3 separate regions of the Homo sapiens genome follow, and regions 1 and 2 are each linked to region 3. The links are chromatin contacts, found by Hi-C or POLR2A ChIA-PET in ENCODE. All regions are on one chromosome and are shown on one strand. The core of a region is the stretch at or near the end of the contact, and the rest is flanking DNA. Distances in the headings are between cores, read along the strand shown. Region 1 overlaps IGF2BP2 (insulin like growth factor 2 mRNA binding protein 2). Region 2 overlaps IGF2BP2 (insulin like growth factor 2 mRNA binding protein 2). Region 3 holds the start of ETV5 (ETS variant transcription factor 5).

What was found. A loop is a pair of places that touch in the nucleus more often than their neighbours do. ChIA-PET counts read pairs that join two places held with the same protein, here RNA polymerase II (POLR2A). Pooled maps may share reads with other maps.
Region 1: a loop to region 3 is called in a map of endothelial cell of umbilical vein, with 4 times the contacts of the local background. The contact joins the enhancer-like site here to the promoter of ETV5 in region 3. A Hi-C loop is called at or near these places in 2 of 168 maps with a recorded cell type or tissue (IMR-90 and endothelial cell of umbilical vein) and 2 of 50 pooled maps.
Region 2: a loop to region 3 is called in a map of ascending aorta, with 11 times the contacts of the local background. The contact joins the enhancer-like site here to the promoter of ETV5 in region 3. A Hi-C loop is called at or near these places in 3 of 168 maps with a recorded cell type or tissue (ascending aorta, chondrocyte and mammary epithelial cell), 1 of 37 single-sample maps with no recorded cell type and 7 of 50 pooled maps. POLR2A ChIA-PET finds 5 or more read pairs at or near these places in 1 of 52 experiments (A549).

What each region holds. Positions count from the first base shown.
Region 1 is chr3:185,727,910-185,731,167 of GRCh38, reverse strand. The region is part of intron 2 of IGF2BP2 (insulin like growth factor 2 mRNA binding protein 2); the gene reads left to right. It overlaps IGF2BP2-AS1 (IGF2BP2 antisense RNA 1), which reads right to left. Exons shown (of 8, transcript NR_126326.1): 6 at 2,583-2,709; 7 at 2,298-2,481; 8 at 1,381-1,495. Among named protein-coding and RNA genes, the nearest start is that of IGF2BP2-AS1, 16 kb to the right of the region's middle. RefSeq lists enhancers at 1,714-2,565, 2,566-3,258. Within about 2 kb of position 1,652, at least 6 of the 41 ENCODE cell types and tissues checked have a DNase peak (open chromatin) inside an H3K27ac peak, as active enhancers do; they include endothelial cell of umbilical vein, where a contact is called at or near this core.
Region 2 is chr3:185,655,231-185,658,497 of GRCh38, reverse strand. IGF2BP2 (insulin like growth factor 2 mRNA binding protein 2) reads left to right here. Exons shown (of 16, transcript NM_006548.6): 11 at 89-157; 12 at 1,096-1,212. Among named protein-coding and RNA genes, the nearest start is that of IGF2BP2-AS1, 56 kb to the left of the region's middle. Within about 2 kb of position 1,817, at least 11 of the 41 ENCODE cell types and tissues checked have a DNase peak (open chromatin) inside an H3K27ac peak, as active enhancers do; they include ascending aorta, where a contact is called at or near this core.
Region 3 is chr3:186,107,487-186,110,715 of GRCh38, reverse strand. ETV5 (ETS variant transcription factor 5) reads left to right here and starts at 1,627. Exons shown (of 13, transcript NM_004454.3): 1 at 1,627-1,776. RefSeq lists silencers at 1,315-1,944, 1,975-2,074 and enhancers at 1,108-2,086, 2,845-2,904.

The DNA of each region.
Region 1 (3,258 bases), core at 403-2,902, 380 kb after region 3:
TTTGGTCTCTGTATCCCTTTATACTCTTAAAAATTACTGAGGAATCCAAAGAGCTTTTGATATTTACCACATCTGGAGTTAAAACCGAGGAAGTTTTAAAGTATTTATTCATTCATTTTTTTAAAAAATTACATTTTAATGTAAACATCAGTTTATTTAAAATAACTATATTTTCTGAATACTAAACATTACTAACCATCAGAGAAATGTGAATTAAAACCACATTGAGGTATTATCTTATACCAGTCAGAATGGCTATTATTAAAAACTCAAAAAAAACAACAGATGTTGGGGTGGATGCAGAGAAAAAGGAATCCTTATACCCTGTTAGTGTAAGTGTAAATTAGTACAACCTCTATGGAAAACAGTACGGAGATTTCTTGAAGAACTAAAAATAGAACTACCATCATCTCACTCCTGGGCATCTACCCAAAGGGAACCATTGTATAAAAAAGACACCTGGGCTGGTGTCTTGGGAAGCCAAGGTGGGCAGATCACCTGAGGTCGGGAGCTCGAGACGAGCCTGACCAACATGGAGAAACCCGGTCTCTACTAAAAATACAAAATTAGCCGGGCGTGGTGGCGCATGCTTGTAATCCCAGCTACTCAGGAGGCTGAGGTATGAGAACTGTTTGAACCCTGGAGGTGGAGGTTGTGGTGAGCCGAGACTGTGCCATTGCACTCCAGCCTGGGAAACAAGAGTCAAACTCCGTCTCAAAAAAAAAAAAAAAAAAAAAAAGACACCTGCGCTTGTATGTTTATCATCGTACCGTTCACCATAGCAAAGTCGTGGAATCAACCTGGGTGCCCATCAACTGATGATTGGATAAAGAAAAGGTGGTATAAATATACCACGGAATACTATGCAGCCATACAAAGGAATGAAATTATTTCTCTTGCAGCACCATTTGTATTTCACATTATCTTATGTGAAATAACTCAAATACTGCATGTTCTCACTCATAGTGGGAGCTAAGCAGTGGCTACACATAGACATAAAGATGAAAATAGCAGACACTGGGAACACAAAGGGGAAAGGGTGGGAGTGGGGTGAGGGCTAAAAATTAACTATTGTGTACAGTGTTCACTATTTGAGTGATGGGTTCAGTAGAAACCCAAACTTCATTATGCAGTATATCCACGTAACAAACCTGCACACATACCCCTGGAGACATGAAAACCAAAACAATATTTTTTCTAAAGTCTAAAAATCTTAGCGAGAATGGATACATTGTTTTACCTTTTTGTTTTTACAAATCTCTCTGATGCCTTGCTTAAGAGAAGATACATATATTCGCATGTCTGCCTCTGCACTCAATCTGATGCAATACATTATTTTGGTTGAAAAATATGAAGGAAATCTGGGTTCATCCAGATATGTAATTGGCAAAGAGTATTTTAATAGCCTTTTCAGATAATTATGGATATTCTTCTTTGATACTACAACAAAATTTGACAAGCAGTAGTTTCTTAAAGGTTAGTTGCCATGTAGTATCTGAAAGCATATGAACGTTAATATTCTGTTACATTAAAATTTTTTACTAATGCAGGGTTTTGTAGCATTATACATTAGTCATTTGGAAAATATTGAGTCACTGGGTTATTCAGATCTTCCGGATGTTGATGTTGCACCATACAATACCAAAAAATTACATTCATCACTATCATGACGAGTATTGGGAAGCTGCAAGCTCATAATAGTAAATAAAAGTATTCCAAAATTCTAGTTCTTAAGAGGTCAAATTTTATCATTGGCAACAAATACTGTGAGTTGTTTTATTTGCAGTGACAGGCGGACTTTATTCATTTCAAGAAAAATGTGTGAGAGCTACCCAGATCTGAATGGTCATCACTGTCTGTCTGTTCTGTCAAGTACAAATGACATACCCAGGAAGAAAGTGGCCATTTCAGCTCCCAATTCAAATGATCACACAGTTGCCTTTCCTGAGACATCTTACTTCAGGATGCAGCAATAGTGTTTTCTGCATACTTTCCATTTTGTCACACCAAATATTTTAAAAGATCTGCATTCCAGGGTCAAAATTTTTGTGGAAAAAAAAAAAGCAGTAATCTTTACTGCTTTGTCAAGGACAGTTTTAAGTGAAGCTGGCTTTCCCTCCTCCACTAAGAGTACACAACAGTGAGCGTACGACTTGGTGCAGTGTGGAGCCACTGCCTTCATGCAGCCTCAGGCACTGGCAGTTTTACCCGCCATTGCTTTTGCACCATGAGTGAAAATACTAACACGATAAACAAGGCAAATAACATCTTGGTATGATTAGGAAAATGGGTTTTACCTAATAACCCCTGAAAGGGTCTTGAGGATTCCAAGGGTGTGCAGGTCACGCTTTGAGAACTCGTGGCGTAGTGGTTAAGAGCATGACTCGGGGTTTTGATTGCCTGCGTTTGAATCCTGCTCCTGCTGCTTATGAGCTGTGAGCCTTTGGGAGGTTATTGGACCTTTTCGTGACTGTGTACTCTCTGTAAAATGGATGTCATAATAGTACCTACCTCACTAAGCAAATCTGTTCAATAGTTAAACCATAAATATTAATTAGTATTTTGAAAATTATAAGACTCACCTAGTTTTTTGATTTTGTGATTGGCTGGTTGATGGGCTGGGGAAATGGCCAAAGCCCTGCTTGCCTTGAAGCTGTCTCCTCTGTCAGTCTTCCAGGATGAATGAGACGTCCACCATTGTCATTTTACCTTTATGGTGGTAAAGTACATGTTAACTGAGTTAAAAAACAAAAACACAAAAAGCCCATATCCTAGAAGGGTAACATGTGAGTGAGCGACTTAACAGGGATTGGTGAATCTGGTTAACCTACCAACTCTTGCCACCCGAGTCAAGGCGCTGATGGGCTGGAGGAGCGGAGAGCGCCTGATGAAGGGAGCAAGGGGAAGGGGCCCAGGAGCAGCAAGGGTCTGGCGCCGTGGGAAAGCTGGAAGGCAGTGTGAGAGTGTGGATCAGAGGGCGCTCTAGGGTGGGGTAAAGCGGGCAGCAGTAACTTTGCCTCTCATAGGCTGGGGTTGGTCCTGGTCAATTCTTTATTTTGTGTGAATCGCAAACATAGTTCAGGTATACGTAACGGAAGTGCCCCTCCCTATGCATTCTCCAGCTGTAGGGTACAGTCATCTCCGGGGCATTATAGTAAATCTCATTAGTTCAGACCTGATTAATGTTGAACTCACGACTGTTGAGATGTAGGTAGTGCAGTATACAGAAAAGAACAAGAGCTCTGGAATGAGGCATGT
Region 2 (3,267 bases), core at 568-3,067, 450 kb after region 3:
TGTGTCGCATGTTGGGAATCTGGCCTCCCTGAGGCCAGTGACAGTCCCTGAGAGCACCCGCCCACTGACTCTTTCTCTCATGCTGCAGACCCACTCCGGATACTTCTCCAGCCTGTACCCCCATCACCAGTTTGGCCCGTTCCCGCATCATCACTCTGTAAGTGCCCCCTCAGTTCAGCCGCACCTGCCACTTCTCCTGGGGCTAGGCCCACTTGGCCCTTGGTGGCCAGTGAATGTTCACAATGCAGATCTTGTCTCCTGTGGTTCTGGTTTGTCCTGGGAGTGACACACCTCAAAGCCTGAGCACGCCAAACTCCCCAGCACCCGAGTGCTCTTGAGGTTCTGCAGAGGCCTAGGCCGTTGCTGTTGCACCTGTGGATGCTCGCACACCTCACAGGTCGCAGGAACTGCTGCAGATGGGCAAGCAGAAGGCCAGATGAGCACGTGCTGTTGGCACTGAATAGCAGAGTTTCCAAAGATCTTTGAACAAAGTCTAGCAAATGAGAATGTCATTTGCACAGACCCCACTTGCAAGGACCCCTGGCAGCCTTGCCCAAGAGCCTCTGCCTTTTGTCACAGGGTCCCAGGAGGGATGGTTCACCCCATCTTCCTGGAGCCAGTCACCGTGCAGCTGGGTCAGGTCAAGTTTAGTTGTGAAAATGCTTCTCCGGATACCAGATGTGTTGGGCAGCTTTCCATTCCCTCTAACAGAATGCCTTGGGGCCGTCTTCAGGCCAGGTATGTTTAATAGCTGTTTTCATTTCTTGGGTGAAGACACAGGAGAGATACAGATCACATTTGTATAAGACAGAAAACCTGCGATCAGACAGCTTTTGGAATCCAACAAATTGAGAAGCTCAAGAGGAGGATGCCCTTGATTATCACTAGCGCTGCCTGTGCTCAGGTCCCTTCCTCAGGCTTCACACCTGCAGAGCCGCAGGCCGCAGAAGGATCCTGTGCACCATTTTGGCCATTTCCTTGGGTGGCGGGGCCTTCCCACCATGGGGTTCATGGTAAGGTGCTTGGTACCTGTTGAGTGCCTGGAGGAGAAAGCCTGGTTGGAATGATGTCTTCTTTCTTGTCTCGCCCTCCCAGTATCCAGAGCAGGAGATTGTGAATCTCTTCATCCCAACCCAGGCTGTGGGCGCCATCATCGGGAAGAAGGGGGCACACATCAAACAGCTGGCGAGATTCGCCGGAGCCTCTATCAAGGTGAGGCTGCTCCTGACGGCCCTGTGGCCCTTCTACCACCTCCTCTCATCCCACGGCCCTTGTTCCCTCTCAGTCCCAGGCAGCGCCACACCATGCAGAGACAGAGTCCCACAGAGATCTAGAACATTTGCCCCATGACTATTCCCGTCCGCTCTCATCTTTCCTTTTCTTATTCCTTTACTGTTCAGCTAACCACTGAATTAGAAAAAAATAGTAGCAGACAACCCAACCCAGTCCTTTTTGTTTTATCATTGTTGTCCTCAAGAAGATAAAGAAAGGTTGAGGATTTTCCCAAGCTAAGGGAAGGGACTGCGGTGAAGTGATAACTTAGCAGGTACCAGTATGCGGTGCTTTAATGAGTCTCCACTTCACAGGCCCTGAACTACCAGAAAATAATGTGGATAAAAAACTCTTTGAAAAGCAATGATAAAATCATAAACAAAAGCTGAGGGTCTAACCCGATATGCAACCCAGCCTGAGCATAGCAACTCAGGAAGGACGGTCCTTGACTTATGGAAAGGCTGCGAATGCAGACGTGGCTGCAGCTCCAGGCCCACATCCTGCCTCCTTGAGCACAGTGTGGAGAATCATCAGAGAAGCTGAAAGGGGAGGATTATTTGCCCCTGGTCCTGCTCCAAGACCAGCTATCAGCTCTGACTCACGGGCAGAATGCTGAGCACGTCCCAAGCCTCATGAAACATTTTCGGAAACAGAGTTTTTGTTGTTACGCAAAATAATTTGCTACCATGGGACAACCCAGAATTCCAAATGAGAAGTCTCATGACTTGGAGAGAAAGAATGCTTACACTTTCTCCCCAGGAAGAGCTGGAATTTCTCCCACAGCAAGTGTGCTAGAGGAAAAACAAAAACAAAATATTCTGAGTAGTACAGAACAAGGGTTGCACTGAGACCATCAGAGAATTTCACTTTGGTGAATCATTTTCCCTCTCAGACCTCATTTATCTTATCTGCAGAGTGGACAGACAGGATGAGAGCCCTGAGGTGTGGGGGCCCTTGTGCCCAGCAGTCCTGCTGCAGGTGAGACCCCGGCCTAGGCACTGATAGGCAGGTGCTGGCCTGACCCCTGAGGGTGGGCTGAGTAAAGTGTGGAAGACCCCCTGGCTGGCTGCAGCCCTTGGGCCTTGCCCAGCTTTCAGTCCTGCAGTCTGAGATGCCGGCAGGAGAAAGGACCGTTTCAACTAAAAGGGGCTTGAGGGACCATCTCATCCAATCCCCGTCTTGTTCAGCAGAGAAAAGTGAGGCTCAGAGAGTGCCGGGACATGGGCAAGGCACACATGTGGCAGGGCTGCCTCTGAGATGGAAATTCTGCTGACTTCTGGGATATCCAGCACCTCCTGGGGCTCACCACTACAGCGCCTCTTCATTTACTATTGCCCATGAGGAGCTGGGGCCTAGGGAGTTTTCACTGGCTTGTCCAAGGCCACAAAGCTGAAGAATGAGAGAGCCAAGATTTGCCCAGGTTATCCTGTTTCTGGTCTAGTGTGTTTTTCCACCATATCAACCTAACTGTGATGCCAGAATCATTCCCAGCAGGGCCTTTAGGAAAAGAAGAGATCAGTCGCATGGGCTGCATCCCACAGTCCCAGGTCCCAGCAAGGTCGAATGGTGACGTGTCACTGTGCTCCTGGCCTCTGTGATGGGCAAAGACAGCAGTGCTGCGTCAGGAGGACAGAATGGACTCTACAGCTTAGGAAGGTCCAGACAATGTTTTTTATGCTGGGCCAACAATCTTTTCCAGCAACCTTCTACTTCCCCAGCCCCTGCCTCGCTCCATAGCATAAACCAGGGAGGCCAAATATTTGTGAAGGAAATTTCCAAATTTTTAAAATCAGTCAGCCGGGCGTGGTGACTTATACCTGTAATCCCAGCACTTTGGGAGGCTGAGGCAGGTGGATCACCTGAGGTCAGGAGTTGGAGACCAGCCTGGGCAATAGGGTGAAACCCCATCTCTACAAAAATATAAAAATTAGCCATGCATGATGGCGGGTGCCTGTAATCCCAGCTACTTGGGAGGCTGAGGCAGGAGAATCACTT
Region 3 (3,229 bases), core at 378-2,877:
AACTGCTTGTTACATGTTCAGAGTACTTTCCATCCATCAACTCATGCCCATTTCAGTCTTCCAAAGTCAACAGCTCCAGCGTGCCTGGTCAGTGCTGAGCCCAGGACTCAACACGGGTGCTGCAGGTTGCTTAGGGGCACGCCAACATTTCAAGGGCTATAAACGACAGACCAAGTGTCCGCTCTGTTTAAGAGACACAAGTGGAGATAGGAAAGAACCTTTGACTTAAGTGTGGGGGTGGCAGGGGCAGGAACTGCCCCAGAGTTGGCCACCGTGGGACCCCCATTGCTAGGGGCTCTCTCCTGTCACTTAGCATCTTTCCTCCCCACCGCTGGCACGCGGCGTGAATGGCAGGGCACTCCAGCAGGACGAGAACAGAGCTCCGTCACAGGCCCCCAGCATCCCCGGAGAGAAGATAGAGCCGCCCCACGGCCTTCACAGGAGGGGGTAAGGGGGCGGAGAGGGGAGAGGATTGTTTGTTTATTTGTTTCCTGGAACACCCTGTTAAGAATCTCAGCAATTGCAGTTAGTGCCCTATCGTTTGGCAAGCAGAGCCGCTTCTCGTCGTTCCCAGCTGCACGGGATCTAATTCGCAAATACACCATCTTGCATTCAATACTTAAATGGAAAACAAGCAGCCCGGGGAGGGAGGCAAAAAGTCTGAGTCTGCATGCCCGTTTCGGAGGGATTTAGGTTTCCAGGTCGGTGGACTGGCTGCTGCTGTCCCCGGAGAGGATTTCTTTGAGCCCGAACCCTGTCTCACCTCGACTACAGAACCCACTCTGGCGGAGGTTACGAGCCGCAGTTAAAGAGAAAACGGGATTTGGTTGGGTCTTAGGCCTTGCCAGTACAAAATAGTAACAAAAATCTGTTTGAGAGCTGAGATTTTAAAAGGAGATGCTGCTTATTCTTCCCACTGGAAACCTGGTTAAAAGAAATTAAGGCCTCTCTTAAAGGTAACTAAGATTAGAGGGCTCGGTTTCCGTTTTCTGTGTTTCTGTGGGCTAAACGCCCAGGTCGGTCAGCGAGTTTGTGTGGAATGACGAATTCCTCTCCCCTGAATTCTAAAATGATAACTTTGCTTGGTGCTGCAGCTGCGAACGTCTGGCGCCAAGAGACCCAATTCTGGTCGGGGCTTTGCTGGATGGAGAAGTGGGGGTGAGTGGGTAAGGGGGAAGAGTCGTGCCTCGGTGAAAAGTCGGGAGAGCGGCGAGAAGGGAAGTAACGGCGGCTCCTCCTGGCCTCGGCCCCTTTAAGTGCTTCACTGACTCAGCTAAGCTTCCCCCTCAGGTCGCGTTTTTTATGAATGAAAAACGTCCTTACATTCATTATATAAACAAGCCTGTGCTGATTGGCCAATGGCCCCCGGTGCATAAATTATGTAAAACAGACCCCTGAGGGGGTGGAGAGAGATGCACCGCTGGCCAATGGGGGCCGGAGTTGATGGGGCGGCTTGGTTGGATTTGCCCGCAGACAGGGTAAACAAGAGGTGATGGACAGCCGCGGGAACGGCCTCTGGCCAATGGGAACAAGGCTGGGCTAGGGCCGCGGGCCAATGGCGGCGGGCGGAGCAGCGAGCCGCGGGGGGCCGGGCCAGCGCTCCAGCCTGGTTGGCAGCTGCGGCGCAGAGTCCAGCCGCTGGTGCGCGGAGCGGTTCACCGTCTTCGGAGCGGTTCGGCCCAGCCTTTCGCCCAGGCGCCCAGGCCCGCTGCGCGCGTGCGTGAGCGCGCCTGCGCCGCCGGGGCCGCTGCAAGGGGAGGAGAGAGGCCGCCTCAGGTGAGGGGGCTTTGCGGGGGCAGGGGGGAGATCGGAAGGGGCGTCCGGCCACTGGTCCGACAGGCCCAGCCGGCTAGAGTTCACGGGCTGATTCAGAATCTTCAAAGTCGGGGTGCAGTAGCTGGGGTGACCCCCCCCGGGTTGACCGCCCCCTCCCCCCGCGGCCCGGTCCGGTTTGGTTCCTGGGAGGCGTCGGGCGGGTGCGGCTAACGGTTCCGGAGCGCGGGGAGAGCGGCTTTCCACACGTCGTGGGGGAGGCGCCCCGGAGCGCGAGTGCGGGGGCTCCCGAGTGGATGGGGGATCGCGGAGTTGCGAGGCTTTCACAGTCTCTGGAGATTCGAGAGCCCCGAGGGGACTTGGAGGCTCGCGAGAAGAGACGCTTGGCGGAGCTCCGCAGTTGGGAGGAGGGGGCGGGAAGCAGTTTGAGGGGAATGTCTGAGAGGCGCTGCCCCCCAGAGCACCGGGAGGGGGTAAATGACACAGGCAAGTGCAGCCTGCGGGGGCGGGGGTCGACCAGGAACTTACGCAGGCCTTGCAAGTTTCAGGTGGTGGAAAGTGGACATCCAGTCGCCCTGCTCCCACCCAGCAGGCTGAGGGCGTCCGGCTGTGCGGCGACTCGAGAAAATCGGGGCGCACCGGAACAGCGGCCTGGGGATGGTGGGGATAACACGGGTGTGGAGGGGACAGCACCGAAAGATGCTGCAGCCTCGCAGCGGATTAGGGTTCCGGCCGCATTTTCAGAGGGTGGAGAAAACTCGGGGGGGAACCGAACTCCTGGTCGACGAGGGGGTGCCAGGGAGAGATGTTGGGGGTGGGGGGATTGGAAGCGGTTGGTAGCGCCGGGCGCCGCACCTCGTTTTTATGAATGTGGGTGACTTTATGAATGAAGCGGGTTTCTTTCGTTGGCTCGCTGCTCCCTGCGGCTTTTTTTTTTTTCTTCCCTTTTTGTGAATGAAGCATTGAGCTTTCTTCCTAAAACGCTGGGGTGAGGGGCCTGCGTCGGAGGCTGGGCGTGCGTTGGAAATGGGGGCGGGGGCGCAGCTGAAGGAGTTTTCATGAATGGGGAAGGCTGAGAATTGGGTGGAAGTGTGTCTTGTTTTGTGAATGGGGCCCAGCGCTAGAGATCCAGTTACAGCCTCTACCTGATGTGGCGGCCGCGGCTCGCTCTCCCATTCATAAAACCGGGCCCGCTGCGCGCCACAGGGGAGGGGCCTGGATCGCGCCGCTGCGCTGTGCTAAAGTTTTCCTGGGGGCGCCCGGGGCGCGGGTGGTGGGGGGGCAAAGGAAGTGGTTTAAACTCCTGGATGAACTCGAGCCTTTCCTTCAGGCTTTTAAAAAAATTATACTTGGAATACAATTTTTCTAACCCTGGAATGCCTCTTTTCCGTTCGTTTATGGCAGTTTATTTCTTTTAATTTTTTAGAATTTTTTTTGCTCTTCCGGGTGAAGTATT